2 separate regions of the Homo sapiens genome follow, and region 2 is linked to region 1. Evidence: chromatin contacts called from ENCODE Hi-C or POLR2A ChIA-PET data. All regions are on one chromosome and are shown on one strand. The core of a region is the stretch at or near the end of the contact, and the rest is flanking DNA. Distances in the headings are between cores, read along the strand shown. Region 1 has its middle 52 kb from the start of KCNA3. Region 2 has its middle 12 kb from the start of KCNA2.

Region 1 (6,903 bases), core at 1,682-4,181:
GAGAGCAGGCTGGTGGGAACACACACCTTCCGAAAGGCCCTCACCACAGCAGATCACTGCTGGCGTCCGAGCTACTTCCTGCTTGTCCTGTTGTGTCCTTCATCAGTGACCGCACTCTTGGAGTGCTTGCCTCTGGCTCCTGTTTTCCACCCATTTCTCAGCCTGGTAACTCCTGGTTTCCAGTCTTAGTGGGCCCACTGCTCTGCTCCCACCTCCTGTGATAGGGTCGGGAGAGCCGCCAACCCCACTTGACTCCTGGACCCCATCCAGGCTGTGGTATGTGCCAGCACCATCTTCCCAAAGGATGCTGCCCCTCCCTGAGGCTCATGGTATAGCTCTTCTCCCATATTCATACCCCCGTCTTGAAGCCTGGCCCACATAGGGTTTCCAGAAAGCCTTCCCCGAACCACTAATAGAAACCCTACTATACTCACACCTTCCTTAAGAGATACTTCACAAACCCAGTTTTGTGCGGTGCAAAGGGGATGAAATCAGAAATAACATAGGTTTAAATCCTGGTTAACTAACTGATTTTTGAGTCTGTCAATAAACCTCTCTGTGCCTCAATTTCCCCATCTACAAAAACAGGATTGTGATACTTACCTCATAGGATCATTGTGAGGATTATGAGAAATAGCACAGGCAAAGCACCTAGGTGCTGCCTGGCATGTCCCAGCACTCAGTAAAAGCTCCCCCAACACTTTTCTCCCCCTGCTGGGGTTGGGCACCATGCCTTATTCATGCCTTTATTCCTTGCAGCACCTAGAGTAACATCTTGTGGCTGGCAGATGATCAATGCCTGTGGATTGAATTAAATTAAAACTTTCCTTGTGTTACACTGTTCTCTCCATGTCCCCAGTTGTAATATCCTCTTAAAAGTATCATCGCTTGGCTGGGCACGGTGGCTCATGCCTGTAATCCCAGCACTTTGGGAGGCTGAGGCGGGTGGATTACAAGGTCAGGAGATCGAGACCATCCTGGCTAACACGGTGAAACCCCGTCTGTACTAAAAATACAAAAAAAAAAAAAAAAATTAGCTGGGCGTGGTGGTGGGCGCCTGTAGTCCCAGCTACTCGGGAGGCTGAGGCAGAAGAATGGCATGAACCCGGGAGGGGGAGCTTGCAGTGAGCCGAGATCGCGCCACTGCACTCCAGCATGGGCAACAGAGTGAGACTCCGTGTCAAAAACAAACAAAAAAAAGTATCATTGCTCAGCTTATAAGTTCTACTTCATGTTACTGCAGATTGTGACCCCCAAATGAAGTAACTTTTGCTGTTCCTTCTTATTAAAAATAATACATGCTCAATATATAAATAAAAATACAAGCAAAAAGAGTATTAAAAAGTCTGATAATTCTACCCACACAGACATAGCTAGTATTAACATCTCTCCATTAGCTTTTCAATGCAATGCAGCTATTATATCTATGTGTGTGCATGTATACATGTATGTATAATATTTTGCTGAGGGAGGAAGGTGGAAATAGCATATTAAGAGAGGGATGTGGGCTTTAGAATAGAAAAAATTCAGCAAGCCTGTGCTCTGTGAGTGTGAAAATAACCACTGGTGTCTACTTAGATTCAGTAGGGTGGGAGTCTTGCTGGAAATGCTTTTTAAATTTCTAGTGCCATAATCTTTCTTTCATCCAAAGAGGAAAAAATGAGTCTTTACGTATTTTTTAATGTAGCGATAATTATCATTCATCAGCATACTGCACACTCTTTATTTGGGTGTTTATTAAGGATCTATTTCATGCCAGACGCTGGAGTTGGCACTAAAAACAAGGATACGGTTACTGCTCTCAGTGAGTTTTCAGTCTGGTGGGGGACACACATGAGAAATAGCACAGGCAAAGCCCCTGGGTGCTGCCTGGCATGTCCCAGCACTCAATAAAAGCTCCCCCCAACACTTTTCTCCCTCTGCCGTGGTTGGGCACCATGCCTTATTCATGCCTTTATTCCTTGCAGCACCTAGAACAACATCTTGTGGCTGGCAGTAAATAGGTGGGCAAGATTATCAGATTTTTTAATACTCTTTTTGCTTGTCTTTTTATTTTTATATCGAGTATGCATTATTTTTAATAAGAAGAAACAGCAAAAGTGACTTCATTTGGGGGTAAGAAAAGTAAATAGGTTACCACAGTGCCATGTGATAAATGTTAGGAGGTGGGAACCACAGGATGCTGAGGAGCATTCAAGGTGGGGGGACCAAACCCAACTGTGAAGAATTCCCAGAAAAGGTGGTATCTATGCTGAGTCTTCCAGGGAAGGTCATAGTTTGTCAGGCCATGAAAATAAGGGGTAGAGAAAAAAATAATTCCTTGGAGAGGGAAGAACATGTGCAATGACTCGGAGGCAAAACTCTGTGTGGGGACTGCAGGTGCAGAGTGGGAGGAGCATGGAGTTGGAGGGGTGAAGTGCAGAGAGATAAGAGTGAGAAAGGCCTTGGATACCACGCTCATGAGTTTAAACTTTGTCCTGATGGTTAAGGGGAGCCACTGAATTCTTTGAAAAAGGGGGTGTCATTATTTGTGGGGTTGAATGTAAACAGCTGGGTAAATGGGTCTATACTTCTGGAGACAGATTTAAGCTGGAGATGTAGACTTAGGAGTTATTTATATACAGATGGGAGATGAAGTTTGGGGTGTAAATCAAATCCCTAAAGAAATCTATAATGAGAAGAGTGGCTGGAAACACTGACATTTAATGAGAAACAGAGGAAGTTGCCTGAGAAGGATTAGCCAGAGAGGTAGGAGAATAACCTAGAGATAGTAATGTTTGGGTACCAAGGAAAGAGAATTGTGTAGATACAGGAGGAAAGAATCACCAGCTGGGGAAAAAAGGGTCAAGTTAGATAATAACTAAAATGATATTACTTGAATTTGACAACAGGGTCATTGGTGGTCATAGTGAGAACAGTTTCAGGGGAGTGATGGGGTGGAAGCCAGATTGTAGTGGGTTGAAGAGTGGGGGTGGAAAGAGGAAATGAAGGTAACAAATATAGACAACATTTTATGAGGTTTCACTTCAAAGGGGAGAAAAGAAATAGTGCAGTAGCTAAAGTAAGACCTGTGATTGGAGGAAGACTTCATTATTTTAAGATTTAGAAAAGCTGTTCAAGCAGATTGAAATACTGATGGGAAGAAAGAGAAAGTGAAAGAGAGAGAGAGAAGATAATTCTTCCAAAATGCTTTCATATTTATTCATTTGTTTAGCATTACACAGTTCACTTAGGAGGCTATTAATCTTTTTTCCATTTTCAGGCAGAAAAACTAAATGAAACCCAAAACAATGAAGTGAATTCTCTAAGATTGTATGTCAGGAAAATGAAAGTGATAAGCTTAAACTCTGGGGTTCCAACAGACAGTAAAGATTCAGGAAGAAAAATGCATTTCCATCTGTAAAATCCCTTGAGCCCAGAGCATATCCAAGGTACTATGATCATCATGCCCCCAACTCCCCCACCCTCGACTGGGAGGGGAAGCCAGTCTTGTAGCTCTTATCAGACTGTATTGAGCTGAAGCTTTAATGAGCAGCAGCAATCTGTTATTTTCCTCTTGTTTGCCTTGCAAGTTGCTCTTTTAATTCACATCAAGAGAGGGAGAAGGAGATGAATATTAAAAGCGCACATCAAGGGACTGAGCCAGCCAGGGAGACAGGGAGCTCTTCAGTATGCAGGGACAGAAGCAGGAGTTTGATGTGAGACAGGAACCATTGCCCTGGAGTCTGCTCCGGTGTCTGACAAGCCTGCCCTTGGGAAATGTTGCTCACTAGAGTTGCTCTGGTATTGGGAAAGGGTTGTTTCTGGAATTGTCTGCACTGTGGGCTTGGCTGACTCTAGAATGACAACAGAAAGAAAGAAACTATTTCTGAGACTTTGAGAGAATAATTTATTATGATGTAGAAACCAAAGTGTGGGGGAAGAGTTTCTGTAATGGGACATCTGACCTAAAAAGAGCAGTAAGTCCCACTGGTCTCAGATGGTTTGGGTGTAGGAAAGATGGAAGGAAAGGGTCTCAATGTCAAGAGTACCAATATTTTTTTTAGTCTCTATTCAGTAGTGAGGCTCTGATTCTCCAAGTTAATTTCATAAAGTGGTGAAAATCCAGAGCAAAGGCCAGCAAACATTTGGGAATTGTTTGCTTCAGCTGGTCCAGATGACCCTATAAGGGACTTATCTTCTCTATAATCTGAGAACTTGGAAGAATAAGAGCTTAATAAGGGTGCATAGGAGGTTAATCTTATCCCCAAGTACTGCAATAAATGCTCACCATCAGAATCACACAGAGGTTTGTACTTGCTAATTCAGCCAAAGTCAGTTCTTGGGAAGACCTCAGGGTTATTGGCTGACTGTAATGGTGTAATGGGTAAAGGCCAGGATTGGTTGATTGGTTGTTAAGGGTAATAATTTTGTACCAAGCCCAAAATTATACAGGGCTGGCATCTTCAAGTTCTTGCACTGTGCATGGATTTGGTAAATTCTTAATAAATCTTTGTTAAATGAGTGAATAAATAATCTTGGTTTCTTATTCCTTTATTCAAGTGACCTATGCCAATTCAATTCAACAAATATTTATTGAGCACCTACTATATAAGAAGAACCTAGTAAGCCCTAGGGAGGCAAGTGTCATCCTAGTTGTAGCAGATATTGTCAGTACCTGTGTAACCACCCAATGGGTTCACCTTGCCTGCTGCCTAGACAGAGCCCATTTATCAAGACAGGAGAATTGCAACAGGGAAAGAGTAATTCATGCAGAGCTGGCTGTGTGGGAGACTGGAGTTTTATTATTACTCAAATCAGTCTCCCTGAGCATTCGGGGATCAGAATTTTTAAGGATAACGTGGTGGGTGGGGGGCAGCCAATGAGTCAGGAGTGCTGATTGGTCAGGTCAAAGATGAAATCATAGGAAGGCAAAACTGTCTTCTTGTGCTGAGTCAGTTCCTGGGTGGGGGTCACAAGATCGGATGAGCCAGTTTATCCATCTGGGTGGTGCCAGCTGATCCATCAAGTGCAGGATCTCAAGCACTGATCTTAGGCTTACAATAGTGATATTATCCCCGGGAGCAATTTGAGAAGAGTCAGAATCTTGTAGCCTCCAGCTGTATGATTCTTAAACCATAATTTCTAATCTTTTGGCTAATTCATTCATCCTACAAAGGCAATCTAGTCCCCAGGCAAGAAGGGGATTTGGCCGGTGGTGGTGGCTCACATCTGTAATCCCAGCACTTTGGGAGGCTGAGGCAGGCAGATCACGTGAGGTCAGGAGCTTGAGACCAGCTTGGAAAAAGTAGCCAGGCATGGTGGTGCACACCTGTAGTCCCAGCTACTTAGGAGGCTGAGTCAGGAGAATTGCTTGAATCCGGGAGGCAGAGGTTTCAGCGAACTGAGATCACACAACTGCACTAGAGCCTGGGTGACAGAGTAAGGCTCTGTCTCACAAAAAAAAAAAAAAAAAAAAAAAAAAAAAAGGAGTTTGCTTTGGGAAAGGCCTGTTATCACCTTTGTTTTAACTATAAACTTTCCTCCTATAGTTAGTTCAGCCTACACCCAGGAATGAACAAGAACAGCTAGGAGGTTAGAAGCAAGATGGAGTTGGTTAGGTCAGATCTCTGTCACTGTCTTAGTTACAATTTTGCAATGGCAGTTTCACCTGTGTCCATATTCCCTTGACACTCATGATATAAGCTGCTAGCTACTCACTGAAAGTGATAGGGACAAGAGGCAGATAAATTCTAGGCAGAAAAAGATGGGGTCCCTGGTGAATCCCCACCCTTAAGCCTAGAACTGCGGCCCAAAGTGAGAACATGCATTCCTGTTTTCCTGCTTGAATGTTGCCTTTGCCAAAACCACCCATGGCCCATCCTGCCCCCCATCCTGTACCCATAAAAACCCCACCCTCCACTGGAAAAGAGCAGACAAGAAGAGAAGAGGAGAAGCATCTGGATGTTGGAGACTGCAGTTTGACGTCAGAGGGAAGCAGCTTGACTTCAGAGGGATGGCTTGACTGTGGGACTTTGGAGTCCAGCTGCAGATGGCCAGACTTCAGGGTAAGAATACCTTTCCACCCCATCCCCTTTCCCACTCTCCCTCCCACTGAGAGCCACTTCCATTAGCAATAAAATCCCCTACATTTACTATCCTTCAATTGGTTTGTGTGACCAATTTTTCCCAGATGCCAGACAAGAGCTCAGGGTATAGAAAGCTGTCACACTGACCCTCTGCCCCTGTGAAAAGGTGGAGGGTCCACTGAGCTGTTAAACATTTAATCTGTCCATGGACAGGAAAGCTAAAAGAGCACTGTAACATACACCTTCTGGGGCTTCAGGGGTTGCAAGCACCTCCTAGATGTGCCCGTGGGGCAGCATGGAGTTTTGCTTCTGCCAGCACCCAAAAGCACTTGCTTTGGCTCCTGTACCCGCTCACCTGTGTGCTCCCCATCCCCTGAGGGGTTGAGAGCTGTGGACTGAGTAAGTGAGACACCCCTGCTGGGGGGCCCGTAAAGGGGTCAAGGAAAATTTCCTGTTTCAGAAGCATCTGTGGCTCTCTTTGTCTTGTGGATTTCTTTGGAGGCAGGAGCATGCTCAGCCTGTGCACAGTTCAGGTTTGAAGTGCAGGGAGTTGATGCTCCTGGGAGAAGTCTTCAACTAATGACAGATGGGAGTTGGGGGATAAATACCCTGACTTCCTTATCCCTCCACTGGAACAACTCTGAGGCTGTTTTGCACAGTCTCCCAGAGGATCCCAGTGGAATTGAGCCCCAGTTTCCCACAGCAAACCTATGTTGACTTCCTGTCCTCCATTCCTCAGTCCCATATTGGTGCTTCCTGAGATCTCCTTCCAAATAAACTACTTGTAGTTGAATCTTTGTTTTAGGGTCTGCTTTCGGGAAAGCTTAGCTTAAAA
Region 2 (6,742 bases), core at 3,576-6,075, 110 kb before region 1:
CAAATCATTTTGAAAACGAATCCTGCAAACATTCCAAACAGTGCAAACCTGATGCTCAGTGCATCTTAATGATGTTCTCTGAGTCCAAGAAGGGTCATTACAAAGGGAACACAGGGAATCTTTGACTCTGAGGCCTTGCAGAAAGGGGCTGAAATTGCAGTGAGGAGTTTCCTGAAGTTCAACCTGAGGAAAATGACTGGCCCTACTGGAAGTTTCATGGCCTAAGGCACCCAAAGGCGACCTGTAAGATCACAGCAGGGCCCGCCTGCCACACACCACTTACCTAGGGCCTTACCTGAATGCTAAGGAAGTAGAATTAGAGGCATGAAAGACTAGGTAGAAAACAGTTGGATAAAAAAACGTGTTTGTTGAATGGAGTAAACTCTTGTGTGGACAGGCAGTGGGGCTTGCCCTGGGAACTCAAATCTGAGGCTCTGGAGTGACTCAGCCTCTCTGGCTCAAGTATTTTTATTTTTATTTCAAACATACATATTTTCTGAATTGATTAAAAGAACAAAACATCCTAAGTCCCCTACTCCCAAACTCTCCTGCTATGAGGAGGTTGAAGGTGGTCACTAGAATGGGGCTATTAGAAAGATTTTCTTTGCCACCAGATGTTCCGCTCCTGATCTTCCTTAAAGGCAATCCCTTGGCACTACTTGTTAGTGTCAGCAACAGTGATGCTTTGGTGCTTCGATCGACCCAAGTCTTTGAAGCAGGGGAGGGAAAGGTAGACAAGTGAGGAGGTGGCTAAATCATCCTGGCATTCCTGGTGTTGCAGAACCAACGTGTATCTAGAAGAGTACAGGGAAGATGACTTAGGAGTGGAAGAGAGCCTGGGGCACAAACGACAGCTAGGAGGAGGGACAGAGGGTCGGGGCGCCTGGGGAGGAGAACCTCTGTGGTTTCCTGTCCCTCTCACACTCGCAACCAGGAGTCTTGGGATGCTTGCTGTTCACCTGAAATTCTAGGCTCATCCAACAGTGCCACCCAATGGCCACATGGGTGCAGGGACGTGCCTAAGGAAGTGGAAACCAGATGGGAGGAGAAAAGAGCCTCACCAATTCAGAAAAAGAGAGACCTGAGTTTCTTTCTGCCTTGAGGATGTGGTATAGGGCTCTCCAGGGGTCTTTGGACCTGGGCAGAGCCATGCTTTAAGGGTTCTGCATGCCTCAAAGGAATTCCTCTCTTCTCTGAACTCTGGCCATTAGAATCTGCTGGGTTAAATCAGGGACTCTGTAACCTGCAGATCCCCAAGTCAGCCTGGAGAGATGGGGCATCTGTAGCCCCTGGCCCAGGCTTCACTTCCTGAGATGATGAGGGGCTGGCAATGCAGCCCCACCCCCACCCCCACCACCCAGGTTCATCTAGTCAGGGTCAGGGGCCGTGGCAGTTGTCAGGTCAGCTCTGTGGGACAGCGGGGTAGAGGGTGGAAGTCAGAATGTGGAGTGACTTCATAGGGGGCTGCGCATCACTTCCCTTCTCTTCCAGCTGCACCTTTCCAAAGTCCAGGAGCTTTCAGGAAATAAGAAAAAGTTCTTTCTTTAAGAAACATGGGACCCCAGAGTTAGATCATAAATAAGCCAGCATGGTTCCTAAGGAAAAAACAACAGAGCCTGGGAACAACCGAGCCAGGGTCTAACTGAAACTCTCCAGGCTATGTGAGAAGGATAATTCCTAACAGAGGCAGGTGCTATGTTCACTCCCATTCAACAGTTACAGAAACAAGCTTGGTGAGGCTGAGTGGCTTGCCTGTAGCCACATAGCCAGCAGCTGGGTGCAAAAGGCAGGAGCTGAGTCATGGTCTGTCCTCTAGCCCCGGCTCTAAACCAGGCATCGAGCCAAGCACTGTGGGGGACACACAGAGCGTGGCACAGAGGAGGTGCTTGATAAATACTAGTTCCTTCCCTAGAAGGATGGATAAGGAAGCAGAATTGTCAACAATTGACTCTAACCCAAGGCAGAATGAATTGGCTTAAATTGAAGAATAAAGTACAAAAGCACCTAAGAAGAGGAAAGCCTTCACCAAGGATGGAAATTGAGAGATGTCTTTACGGAGGAGCAGAATGTCCAAAGACCCCGAAAGAGGTGTTGAAGTGAAGCTTGGGCATTCTTCATGGGCAATCTGCATGCCTCACTGCCTGCTTCATTCATTCACTCCCTGGAGAAGGGCTCTCTGCAACAGCCTATCTCACACTGTGTGAGGAGGGATTTTGAGGATTTTGTTCTCTCCTGTACCCCCAGTGCCTGGAGCACACTGGGAGCTTAATACATATTTGTGAGCTAAATACCCAAATGGGTGAGTGGATTCCAGGAAAAAGGCACAACAGGGACAGACCAGAGAAGCAGCCTCACCTGTGCCAGGGACTCTGCGCCAGATGGAGTGCCAGGAGCGAGCAGTGTGGGAGGACATGGTAAAATGAGAGGTCGATGGGGGAAGACTGAGAAAGGCCTTGAAGTCATGCTGAGGAGTTCAGGTTGTCCTGTAGGTGATAGGGAGCCATTGAGAGTTCTGAGTGGGAGAGACAGGATCCAATCTATGTTTCAGAAAGATAACTTGGGAAATGTGGAGTATAGTGGAAAGGATGGGTCTAAGAGCAGAGGCAGGAAACTGGTAAGGAGGAGGTTGCTTCCCCTCAGAGATGTCAAGGGTCTGGACTCAGGCCATTTGTTCAATAGGTGAACGGTAGAAGGGATGAAGGCAGTGATGAAGAGAAAAGCACCAAAAGGGAGACATTACAGGGAGTGTAGGATTCAGTGATCAGCGAGATGGGAGAGGGAGAGAGAGTGTGGAGGGGCCGCCACAGGGCTTCAGAGAGGTGGTGTGCGAAGTGCATGTGCACCTGTGTGTGTGCACTCATGCATGTGTCGAGGGATGGAGCTCACATGGTGGGCAGTTCTGACATACATGGGGGTTTGTGGGGCTGCTCTGATGGGCCTGTTCCTTGTCAACAGGGCAGATGGCAATGCTGGCCTGATGCTCAGGAGAGAGGTAGAGGGTAGGGAATGGAGAGTTGAAAGTCATCATCATGGAGGGGTCATTGAAGCCAAGGGTGAGAATGAGATCCCCCAGGATGAGAATGTAGATGGAGTGAGAAGAGCAGAGAGGGCCTGGGTGCGGCGGCTCATGCCTGTAATCCCAGCATTTTGGGAGGCCAAAGCAGGAGGATTGCTTGAGGCCAGGAGTTTGAAACCAGCTTGTGCAACATAGTGAGACCCTGTCTCTACAAAAAATAATTTAAAAAAATTATCTGGGCATGATGGCACCCACCTGTAGTCTTAGCTACTTGGGAGCCTGAGGTGGGAGGATCACTTGAGTCCAAGAGTTCGAGGTTACAGTGAGGTATGATCGTGCCACTGCACTCCTGGCTGACATGTGAGTGACCTGTCAGTGTGTGAGAAAAGGCATTTTATCCTCTTTTAATTCCTCTCTGGAGAGTGGAGCCTAGAACCCTGACTGCCTCTGACCTTGCCGTCCAGTTAGGGTGTGGCCCTGGAATGTGGCTGCCTTCCCTCAGTTCTTTCCCTGTGGAATTGCTGCTCTGTGTGGGCTTCCTTTCCTTTCGGAGGTAGGATGAGGCAGCTTGGGTGGCCCTCAGATGGGAAAAAGACCCAGGAGAGCCACGAAAGGAACATAAGGAGAGGATGGAGAGGGTAGAGAGCCCTGCTCAGGTGCACCGAACATCATGACTTAGAGTCTAATTGGCAGCTCAAACATGGCACATCCCAAACCAAATTCTTGCTTCCTTCCCATGCCCCCACACCTGAACCCCCATCCCTCTGAGTAGCACCACTCCTCCCTCATCCAGTTGCTCAGGCCCAAACCCCGGGACACAGCCTTTGGCTAATCCAACAGGGATTCCTATGGCCTCTGCCTTCAGACCATCTTCTGAACCAGATGTCTTATCTCTTCCGGCAGGCGAAGCAAACCTGGCCCCAGATGCTCTACTCTCACCTGGGCTCCTCACAGGCCTCCCTGTTCCTATTCATGCCCTCGCAGAAGCCAGAGTGATTTTATAAACAACATAAATCGAGTTGTTTTATGCCTTTGTTCAAAGTCCAGTAGTTGTTCACTACTCTCAGAACTAAGCCTGAAGTCCTATGGCCCAGAAGGCTCTGTACCGTCTGTCCCCTGGACACCTTTCTGACTTCATTTCCAACCACCCTCTGCAGCTGCCTCCTTCCTGGTCTCCACACCCAAAGAATGCATCCCTGTGGCCTGGCTGTCCCCACTCCCTGGGAGACTGTACCCCCAAACATGCTCATGACTTGCTCTGCTTACACATTACTTTATGTAATTCCTTTATGGGGCCTCTGCTTACACATTACTTCCTAGGAGATGCCTGGCACACACTAGGAAAACGAATGAATGCATGTATGATAATACCGGTTTTAACCTTGTGCCTGGCACATAGGAAGTTCTTACAAGGTCTCCTGTCTCGGCTATGAAATCTGCTCCCACTCCCAAGGGTATGGCTGGTTCTTTGTAAAGGAGGCCCCTCCTACACATACAAGGTGGAAATCAGCTCTGCAGAAAAGACAGACGCACGAGCTGCCACTGGCCGCCAGGGGGCGCCACATGCAGCGGTATCTGCACACTGTGGCTCGGGCGGCAATGCGGCAATCTGGGAGGGCTGCGGCCGTCAACGCCCACGCAGCAGGGAGAGACCGGGAGTGGACAGCCACAGGCAGGGCTTCTTAACCAGCCGCGCCTGGCTCCCTGCGCATCCCGTATCCCGGGTCCTAAGAGATAAAAGGTCAGGGGAGATTTTGAGGGTTTGATATTTTTCGCCACCTATTTGTTAAGCCCTTAAACCCCAGCACTTTCAGTCACCTGAGGTCACCTCTCTGACAACACCTCCCCTTCCGCATTCTAAAAATACAAAACCCAGAAACAGAAGCTTTAGTGTGGTTAAGTAACATACACTCTCTGCCTGACAAACTCCTCAGCCCTCCCCTGGACAGCTCCCAGTCTCTCCAAGCCGACTTAACGTCCTAGGAGACCACCTCTCCCTGTTCACGTGCCCTGTAGCAAATGCTGCTGTGAACTGCGATTGTGTGAGCTTCCTGAGAGCAGCTTAATGAGAGAGAGAGAGCGAGAGCGAGAGAGAGAGAGAGAGAGAGAGAGAGAGAGAGAGTGAGTGAGAGAGAGAGAGAGAAATTTGGTGGGTAAGACTTCTCAGCCCCCAGACCAAATTGGATATCCCTAACATACCCCTGTCCTCACACATCCCGGCCTCTCCTTTCAGACCCTCTCTTCTCCTTTCCCTCTGTGTGAACCATGTCAGGCAGGTTAGCCTTGGAGGCTCTCAGTGTAGACAGTGTCTTAGAGATCCCCTCACTCTTCTTGGGTGCACCCGGCAAACACGGGTTCCAGGAACTCACTGATCACCGCCCCATCCACAGCCCAGGTCTTCCTGTTGTTTTGTGGTCTACTGTGATTGGTGGGAACGTCTGCCCACCGTAGCCAGCAAACTCTGTCTCCCAGGCATGGCTGCCCATCGTCTCACCTGTCTTTCCCATTGCGCCTTCTCGGAGGTGAAGGCTGTGCTGTTAAGAACCCCACTTGGCAGAAGGCCAGAGAGGAGGGCTGGGCAGGGCAGGGTAGGGCATGAACAGTGAGCTGTTGGTCTAGGCAGGGCATGAATTGATGGTGAGCTGTTGGCCTAACCAACAGATGGTCTGAGGTGAGGATGCAGGGTGGAGAGAGTGCTAGGGTCAAGGTAGCATTTGAAGTGGGTAAAGTCGGTCATCTAGGTGCTCCTGTCATCCACATAGCTCCTGAGTTTTGTTCATTATCACTGAAAGTTCCTTTTAAAATATCCTTCCCACACACCCCCAGCGGCCCCGTGTGTTGGATCATCTTGCCTGCAAAACAAACTGCTCTTATTATGTAATGATGAGTGAGTGCGTCTATCCACCGTTAACAACCTGAACATTTGTAACAACCAACATAGCTTCTGGCTGGCGTGAGAGGCTGTGGACTGCCTCACTCTCACTAAAGTGTGAGAATTCAGCCCCAAGTAGAGTCACTTGACATTCTGTTTTGCCTGGGCAGGCTTGTCACATGTAATAGTGTGACTTTCTCTCAGGCTTCTTGAAATTCTAAAATAACTGAAGCGCCTCCATATGACCCTCTTGGACAACCAATCTCTGGGGATTCCTGGGTGCGGATACTGGCTTTGGTGTCTGACTTGCTCTGTCCTGCAGAGTCCCACTCCTTGTTTGCTGGGTGGGTAAGTGTTCATTAGCTAATATTTTTAACGGTTTCCATAAAAAATGGATTAGTGTGCTAATTTTAACCATAGCTTCACATGGCATAATGCCTTAGCCCAATAAAATACATAAAATTGTATATACAGCCTGATTATAACTTCATTAAAAAGCAACAACAAGGGGTAGGATTTCTAGCCATGGCAGAGTGAAGATAAAATTATATGCTTATATTAGAAAAGAAGATCTTACATCAATGACCTCGTTTCCAACTTAAGAAACTAGAAAAAGGAGAGCAAGTGAAACCCAAAATGAGCAGAAGGAAGGAAATAATAAAGATTAGAATGGAAATTGATAAAACAGAGAACAATAGATAAAATCAATGAAATCAAAACTGGTACTTTAAGAAGATTAATAAAATAGATAAGTATCTAGCCAGTCTAACCAGAAAAAAAGAGAAATAACCAATATCAGAAATGAGAGAGATGACATTACTATTATTAACTCTACAGACCTCAAAAGGACAATG

What was found. A loop is a pair of places that touch in the nucleus more often than their neighbours do. ChIA-PET counts read pairs that join two places held with the same protein, here RNA polymerase II (POLR2A). Pooled maps may share reads with other maps.
Region 2: a pooled map shows a loop between it and region 1 (4-fold over the local background). The contact joins two enhancer-like sites. A Hi-C loop is called at or near these places in 2 of 37 single-sample maps with no recorded cell type and 4 of 50 pooled maps. POLR2A ChIA-PET finds 5 or more read pairs at or near these places in 4 of 52 experiments (CD4-positive, alpha-beta T cell, OCI-LY7, activated CD4-positive, alpha-beta memory T cell and 1 more).

What each region holds. Positions count from the first base shown.
Region 1 is chr1:110,723,905-110,730,807 of GRCh38, forward strand. No RefSeq gene overlaps it. Among named protein-coding and RNA genes, the nearest start is that of KCNA3, 52 kb to the left of the region's middle. Within about 2 kb of position 2,932, at least 3 of the 41 ENCODE cell types and tissues checked have a DNase peak (open chromatin) inside an H3K27ac peak, as active enhancers do.
Region 2 is chr1:110,614,951-110,621,692 of GRCh38, forward strand. It overlaps a transcript of KCNA2 not described here. Among named protein-coding and RNA genes, the nearest start is that of KCNA2, 12 kb to the left of the region's middle. Within about 2 kb of position 4,826, at least 11 of the 41 ENCODE cell types and tissues checked have a DNase peak (open chromatin) inside an H3K27ac peak, as active enhancers do.